Linked DNA regions of Mus musculus: region 1 is linked to region 2. The links are chromatin contacts, found by Hi-C or POLR2A ChIA-PET in ENCODE. All regions are on one chromosome and are shown on one strand. The core of a region is the stretch at or near the end of the contact, and the rest is flanking DNA. Distances in the headings are between cores, read along the strand shown. Region 1 overlaps Smad3 (SMAD family member 3). Region 2 overlaps Smad3 (SMAD family member 3).

The links. A loop is a pair of places that touch in the nucleus more often than their neighbours do. ChIA-PET counts read pairs that join two places held with the same protein, here RNA polymerase II (POLR2A).
Region 1: POLR2A ChIA-PET joins it to region 2 with 46 read pairs in Patski. The contact joins two enhancer-like sites. A Hi-C loop is called at or near these places in 1 of 37 maps with a recorded cell type or tissue (Patski). POLR2A ChIA-PET finds 5 or more read pairs at or near these places in 3 of 5 experiments (Patski and embryonic stem cell).

The regions. Positions count from the first base shown.
Region 1 is chr9:63,717,764-63,721,885 of GRCm38, reverse strand. All of the region lies in intron 1 of Smad3 (SMAD family member 3), which reads left to right. Among named protein-coding and RNA genes, the nearest start is that of Gm51710, 12 kb to the left of the region's middle. Within about 2 kb of position 1,701, at least 1 of the 3 ENCODE cell types and tissues checked has a DNase peak (open chromatin) inside an H3K27ac peak, as active enhancers do.
Region 2 is chr9:63,655,613-63,659,798 of GRCm38, reverse strand. Smad3 (SMAD family member 3) reads left to right here. Exons shown (of 9, transcript NM_016769.4): 6 at 4,036-4,186. Among named protein-coding and RNA genes, the nearest start is that of Aagab, 55 kb to the right of the region's middle. Within about 2 kb of position 2,488, at least 1 of the 3 ENCODE cell types and tissues checked has a DNase peak (open chromatin) inside an H3K27ac peak, as active enhancers do.

The sequences.
Region 1 (4,122 bases), core at 452-2,951, 63 kb before region 2:
TCAGTAAATATTTTTGAATGTATTAATTTGGCCCTTCTCCACAAAGGTAACTTACCCGTGTGTCATTCATCCGCCCAGTTCTGACTGCTGGAGTTCCCTGTTCGGAAGCCCTGTCTTGGGCCTGCCTTGCTCTCCTCCCCCTGCCTCCCACCATTTGGGGAAGTCCAAGGTGCTGTGGTGAGGGATGGGGTTGAAGAGAGTTTAAGGAAGCAGCAGAGACCTGTGCAGATGTGAGTTAAGGATGATTGAGTTCCAGCTGTGACCTGACCTGCCTTAGGGAACCTAGAACAGGTGGAGAACTAGGCACTACTGGCCCAGAAATAGGAACTCAGAACTCCAAGCACTGTCTGGGCTTCTGTCTCATCATCAGCTACTCACTCGGCCCTCTCATCTCAGATGCTGGTAGCTTCGACCTGTCATGTGTAGCAGTCCAATGTCTGATCGTTACTCCTGTATGGTTTTTCTATGCATCTATTGAACAGAACACAGGGGCCTGAACTGAGCCAACAATAATGACTTCCATCTCCTGTTAATCCCGGGGAAGCTTGGCACTCTGTCACTTCTAGTAGCCAATGTGGGGGCCAACTGTGTACCTTTCTCTTTGTGTCTAGCTTGTTTCTAGACCTCAGTAAGCACTCAGTGTGGGTTGATCAGTGAGGCCATGTGTCTTATTTAAGGGAGTGAGTAGCTTTACCTTTTCCAAGGTGTTGACCTGCAGGCCATTGGAGATTGTACAGAAGGGAGCCAGGGGACCTGGAGGAAGGAAGGGGGCCAGGGCTGAGCTGTGTGTAACAGGCCCTGCTTTTCAAAGAGCCTGGCCTGCTGGGTTTGTTGTGGCAATGTTCAAAGGCAGGAAAGTAGATAAGATCAGACTTCAGACTGCTCACCCCCATACCTCCTCCGCCTCTAACAGCCCAGAGTGTCACCCAGGGCAGGCAGGCAGGCAGGCAGGCAGGCAGGGCCGGCGTGGGTATTTTTCAACTTTTGTAAACGCTACACTAGCACAGTGAGTGGCACTTCCTTGTCCTCGGAGAGGCTGGGGAATGAATGAGTTCAGGCTTTCCTGTTCTCATGGGAGTGGGTAGGTGCCAGTGTGTACACCGAGTGGCAGCTCCCTTGGGGAGATGAGGCATGCTAGCCAGAATGCCTCATCATAGAAGAAGCTAGACTTCTACAAAGAAAGGATCCTGTTGGGCGAGGTGGGGCATACTTATAATTCCAGCACTTGAGAAGCTGAGGCAGGAGGATTATGGATTTCAGGTCAGAGTGAGACCCCTGTCTCAAACAAGACCAAAAGCAAGTCAAGCATGGTGGCTCATGACTGTAAAGCCAGCACTTGAGAGGCTGAGGCAGGAGGATTGCTTTGAGGTAAATAGTGTCGAAAACCAACTGATGGGTCAAACAAACCAAGGCTTGTCTTTTGATTCATCTTCAGTGGTTCAAGCCGTGCTCTGTGCCATCCTTGCTTGGGTCCCAGTTCAGAACATCTGACCCTGTTACCCTCTGTTTCGGGGGCTCGGGAGGGGGCACACGTCTGCATATTCTATAAGCATCCATATGCACTGTGGGCAGTACCCTCCTGCCAGCCCATTTCCCATAATCCCGTCTGTCATGGCAGGTGGCAGAGAACAGATGACTTTGGCAAGGGATTTGGCACACGTGGCCAGGTTTATACTGGATCACTATAGTCCCACTATCTGGTTATCTTGTTTCCTCGATGGTCATTGTCACACCAGAAATCACTTCCTGTGTGGGCTTCACCCACCCTCTTCCCTTCTCACAGACCAGACGAACGTGTAACCCACAGCATGTGTGAACGAATCCTTCAGGGCTGGGGTTTGCTGAGCGCCTCTGGAACCTCCCGGTCTGTGTCTTGGGACCCAGCATTTCTCACACATGAAACACCGACCCTTGCTTTCTAGGGGCAGGAAGGACAGACCGTGGCCTACGTGTGAAGCAAACTGTGAAGCAAACTTCACAGAGCGTTTGATCTTGCTTCTTGGTGGCACTGCTCCAGGGCTTCAATGTCACCCACCTGATCTGGAGCCATTGTCTCTCAGGGGCCTTTGCCAACTTGGCTCTGCCAAGAAAGAGCCCTGGCCTAGATTTTTGCCTTCCTTTTGCTGTGTGACTTTTGAGTAAGACACCTGATTTCTCGGAGTCAGATTATTCCTTAGAAAACAGGTTGAGCAAGGTCCTCTCTGCCACAGTTGTCCTCTGCATTGAGAGAGACACCTTTGTCCGGTGGAGGGGACTTCAGGTGGAAGGGTATAGAGGCAATGCCGTGGCGTCCCTGCAGGGCTACTGGGGAGATCCCTCACGTTGCAAGTCTGGGATGCTGAGAAGTGACTGGGATAGGGGGTAAGAGAATTTCTTTGGGAGCCAATGGTATCGCTGCCTTCATTACACCCTAGAACTTTCTCTAGTAGCTCATTCCTTTCCTTCAGGTCTTGCCAAAGCTTGTTGCTGCAGACCTGAGGGATGTTTTACCTTCTGTCTGCCCCTTGGGAGCAGTCACTATGTACAGGCACAAACCATGCGTGTAGGATGCTTATCCTTAGAGCAACCCTGCACCCAGGTTTCTTGGGTTCTGTCCCTCTCCAGTGGGTGAGCCTGTCTCTTTCTGGCTTCCTTCCCCTGGCATCAAACCTTTATCAGTCCCCATCTTAGTCTTTTGCAAGGTGACACTTCATCTCATTACCTAATTCGCACTACGGTGTTAATGGTGCTAATGACGCTAATGACATAGTGTTTATTACCCCAGGGGATGCATAATGATGGTATCAGAATGGATCACTCCCCCACCAGGGTTTAAAACCCTTCAGGAGTTTCTAGCCTCCTTAGCTGAGTTTCCTCCACCTCAGCTATGGTTCTGTAAGCCTTAGTCACCTCCTTGCTTTTACCCAGCACCCTGTGCAGTGCCTGTTGTGTTTACCATGTGGATTTAAGAGGCACAGGTTGCGGTGACTCACTTCGAGGCAGGCTCTCTCCGGGTAACCAGATGCCCGATGAGTAACAAAGAGTGGGAATAGGTAGGCACAGTGGCTCTGTGAGCCGGGAGAGAGGCATGGAAGCTGGGCAGAGGGTGCTGGACTTTTAGACTTCAGAGTCCAGAGGCATCCCCAGCCCACCAACCTATTCACACAGTCTATGTATTCTGTCCTTTTGCTGAAGATGAGGTACGGGACAACTGGTTTCCCAAGTGCCAGAGGAAGGGACATGGTGTCACCGCACACTTGATTTTCATGCAGACCTCAGGTCATTTGCAGATGGTGTTGGGCGGAGCAGCCATGGGCCTCGGTGTCCACCAATGGTGAGCCACTTCTGAGCACTGCCAAGGTCATGTCAGTGCCCCATCCACTCAACTGCCTTAAGTCTGTCCTTTGTACATGAAGAGGTTTTTCTATACCTCCTCACAACCCATGACTTTGTCTGCAGAAAACCCTTTTTTTTTTCCTCTGTGTAGCATATGCAGGGGCTGTGAGCTGTAGTGGAAGATGAGTGGGTGGTGTGGCTTCGTTTGGGTCTCAGAAGATGAATTATTAGGAAGTGAGGCCTCTTGACACCACACACTGACACTGAGAATGGAAAGCCAGCCTTCCTCACCTGAGTCACAAGGTCTCCTTCTGCTTCCAGAATTGCTCCCCTCTAGCCTCGATTACTGCCACCCCCCATACCCGCCCCACACCCACTTGTTTCTGAGACAGAGTTTCGAGTAGTCCAGGCTGGCCTTGAACTCAGTATGAAGTTGAAGATATTGAGTTCAACTTTGAACTTGTGATCCTCCTGCCTCTGCCTCTCAAGTGCTGGGGTTCCAGTCTCTGGTTTATGGGGTACTGGGGATCAGACATAGGGCCCAGAGCTTTGTGCAGGGTAAACAGGCAACTGAGGCACCTCCCATCTCTTGGGGTGATCAGCCCTTCCCTGCCCAGACCCTGTCCCTTGGCTTCTGATCCTGTGCCTGGCTTGTCCCCTGGTATCTGTACAGTATCAGTGCCCCCTGTTCCTTGGCCTGACCCTTGGGGCTCTGATGCTCGGCTTCCACCAGTCTCAAGTTGGATTTGCTGCAAGTCTGAGCAGTCAAGGACAGCTACCACGTGAGAGAGGGAGGTCTGTAAAAAC
Region 2 (4,186 bases), core at 1,239-3,738:
GCCTATCACACACACACACACACACACACACACACACACATACACACACACACACACACGCATGCACAGAGAGAGAGAGATGTGAGTGTTTTCTGGAATTAGTAAACTGGTCCGAGGCTGCAGGAGCTTGCCCTCATTCCTCTGCATGCCTTAGCTCTCTGCCTTAACCTCAGAGACTAGAGTTAGGACCCAGATGCTGGGGTTACAGAGGAGCAACCCCCGTAGTACATGAGAAAGTGCCCAGGTGGCTGGGCATGGGATTTCTTTGCATGAGGGAATGTCTTATGCCACCTGTGTTGGGCCTTGCTACTCAGAATCATACAGATGGGGCAGGACACTCCACTGAAAGGGAACAACTGAGGAAGAGACAGCTGAAAGGATATGGAGTTGGAGGATGGAGTCCTGAAGACTGAGCCAGACCTGCTCTCAATGGGTCGGGAGGGCCCAGACTAGCCCGGCTTCTGTGCTTTGACCTCAAGTCCTATGGTTATACCCCCTGTGCAGATCTTTGCCCATCGCCTGCTTCAGTTCAGGGGAAAGTTGATGTGCCCCCCTCTCCTCCCCTCTGCTTCTGCCAACTGGAATCTTTTGCACATGTTTTTAATAGGCACCCCTTAATCCGAGTGTCGCCTTCTGGGTTTTATTCTGTTTTCCTTTCCTTAAACAAAACAGAGAGCCTGTGCCAGCTTGGAGCAGGGCTTGGAACTGAAGCCAGCCAATGTGTTAGGCTGGCCTGGGGCCAGTGGAGAATTGAGTGCCCCATGCCATTTGAGAAGCCTGCCTGACACCATGCTGGTAGAGGTGGGGGCCCTGATGGCTGGGGCTGGAGGCTTCATGTCTCCAGCATTTTGGTTCTGGGAGGGTATTAGCAGGGACTGGGCAGGCTAGTTGAAACTGGGCTATGTGGAGTCAAAAATCTAATCGAACACTCCAGGTGATTGGAAGCCTTGGTCGACAGAGCAAACTCGTGCTCCTCAGAGAATCAGCTGATGCAGTGTTGCTCTGAGAGGAGTCTTGAGTAGCAGGTCTTCAGGGTCGGTGTAAACTGCATCGGCATCTGTTGGGAAACTTTGAAACCTGGGGCGTGCTCACTCCAGGGAATGGCAAGGTGGCCGGAGCAGCTAAGCCCATGTTGGCTGGATCTCGAAGCACACTTTGTTCAAACCTTGGTAGATCCGAAAGCAGAGAGTGGAACCAGAACTCAGGGAAGGCTGTAACCCCCAAGGCCTGCTTCCAAAGGGACCTACATCTGCCAGCTTGGCCCTGTGTCACAAAGGTTTCATAACCTCCTTAGACAGTACCACCAGCTGGGGACCAAGTATTCGAACGTATGAGCTTATAGGGTGCATTACAGGACCAAACCACAACTATGGCCCCTTTCTGTTCGGTCTTTTAGGAAGCTCAGAGTCGAGCTGTCAGTATCTGATACCACATACTTATACCAGTGGTAGTTCTCCTCTCGCCAGAGTCGTGACTTTTGCAAGAAAAGAATTGCATATGGGGCAGGGGCAGGGCTACCACTATAGGAAGATAGAGTAATTATACTTTTTTGCTTTGTACCTGCTATGGCTGGAATGCCTGAAGGACCATCTAGGGCTGATAGTGGAAATGGAGGGAGAGAGAGAACTCAAAGGCACAGCCATGTGCAGCGAATTAAAAGCCACACAGGGGGCTATCCTATTCTACCTGTTTCTGAGTCAGAGTTGAGTCAGGTACTCTCTGAAGTGGCAGCCTTCAAGTTGTGTGCCCTGGTGCCATGACACAACTGCTGTGAGTCCTGATGTCGTGTCCATCTGAGCTCAGCCTCCCTCCTTTGCTGCTCCGGGTGCCTGGACCATCACAGAGCTGTTTAGAGGAGGGTACAATATCTCCTTGGGAAGGCCTTTTTCTACCCCAAAGCTCACCTTTCCCAGAACAGTGTTCCTCCAGGTGTGACAGACACTCTGGGTGACCTGCCACCTTTGTTTGGATTGGTAGGTGTCAGTGTTCCTAGGACTAAGCCCATGGAATTCTAGGGAGGACTTTGAAATTTGGGGGTGAGGGAGATAATTGTGCTATCCGGGTTACTGAGGAAGGCAGGGCTGACCTGGAGCAGCCAAAGCTGCCTCTTCAGAGTGACACATGCCAGGAGCACAGTGACCGAGATGGCCGCTTTAGTTGTCTTCTAGAATCAGTCTTGACACAGACTAGGAAACAGACCAGAGTAGGAGATCATGTCCCTAAGTATACACCTCAAGGTCACTAGAGCCTGTACCCGGGCAGTAGCAGCTAGTGGTACTGACAGGTCACCTGGACACTTTAAACCTTGGCTAGCCCTGGTTTCTTTTTTCTTTTTTTATACAAAACAAAACAACCCAAAGTGTCCAATGCAACATAGCTCACATTCTAGTGGCCACATTGTTTAGAATCTAGCTTATCTCGTTGGAATGTGGAAGCGTGGAGCAAAGCCAGGGCCGGACATGGCTGATGTGGCTCAGCCCAGCCTCAGGAGCCAGGGGCACAGGCCACAGCTGCTCCTGTCCCATCACTCCCTTCTCCATACAGTAGCTTTGATCCTCTGCCTCTGTGCTCCTGGCCTCTTACTCAACTGTGAGAACAGGGAGAAAGGAAGCTTTGTTCTTCTGGAAAGTCAAGAGAGGATCAGGGAGTTCTTAGGTCCATAGTCAGGGTTATTATCACTGTTGGTACCATACGCTATTTGCTGCATGGCCACATCTTACTCGAGTTAACTCGGGGAATCCACTGATGGCTCCAGTGGGCAGGGGTGATTTAGAGCTGACATAGGAAACATGAATGAAGTCATGCTGGTTCAACATAAAAGGGCAGTGGCTTTCAGTGGGGAGTGCTTCCAACCTGTAGAACACATCTGACAGTACTAGGAATAGTTTTTATTGTCAGTACTTGAGAGGGTGAGGTATATATATATATGTGCTATTAGTATCCAGTGAGTACAGGCTGAGGGTGCATTTGACCATCCCATAATTATCTAGACCCCCTTTCTCTCAGGCAGCCATATGCCCTAGCTTCGGGTGTGCTGAACTGGGGCTGTCTCTGGCTATATGTACTGTGTAAAGTGTCAGGATTGGGGCTGGGTCCTCACCTCACTCTTACAAGGACCATGTGCCTGGGCTGCAGGAGTTCGGGGCCACTTTGTCACCCCGGGGCCGTCTAGGCCCTTCCCCATGGACAACACAGCAGCTGCTGTTCTTTGGCTTGGCCACTTAAGGGATACTGAGCACGGGCCCCTAGCCACTCTCCAAATTGCCTGGCAGGCAACAGACAGGATTCTCAGGCCAATGCTGAGCCATCCCTATTCCCTCCATCAGAGCCTCATGCAAGGGAAGAGAGAGGACTTTAGGACCTCATAGTCAAGTTGGATAGTTGGGACATTTATGGATACCAGCTTGCACAAAAACACACAAAATCACCAGGTGGCTGCACAAATACTTGGGAGTCCTCCAGAGCAAGAGTCTGAGGTAGATGGTGCAGTGAGCAGTAGGTGGACTATTTAAATGGGGCAGAGTGGGCTTAAAGCCCTTCCCTAAGGCCAGCAGTAGAGCTATAGTGTGGAGGAGCGGTTGGAGGCGGCAGTGTGCAGGCAGTCCCGCAGGAGGTTGTGGGATTATAAGAGAACAGTTGCCAGGACCCTGCCTGCCAAGGGGACCCTGCCTGCAGAGGGGACCCTGCAAGGGGCTGCTGTAGAGTGTGGTGTGGCCCACACCACAGCCAGAATACACTTGGGGTTGCTTATAGTGCTGGTCGGTCCTGACCCGTTTCATGTTTGGGTTAGCCTTTCTCCAAAAGCTGCTTCTGTTCACAGAAAAGCCAGACACTGGGGCAGGCTGCCTGTCAGCCCACTGTGAACCCAGTGTCTCCTCTTCTATAGGCTGTCAGGGTCTCCCCTAAATTCTGAGGATCTCACTCTCTAGCACCCTGAAGGGTTTGTGCAATGGGCATTGGGAGGTCAGAGGAGGAGAAAGTCTTCCAGAGCCTCCCTGAATACCTATTGACCTGGCACACCCCATGTCTCTTCAGACCTACAGCCAGTCACCTACTGTGAGCCGGCCTTCTGGTGCTCCATCTCCTACTACGAGCTGAACCAGCGAGTTGGGGAGACATTCCACGCCTCACAGCCATCCATGACAGTAGATGGCTTCACTGACCCCTCCAACTCGGAGCGCTTCTG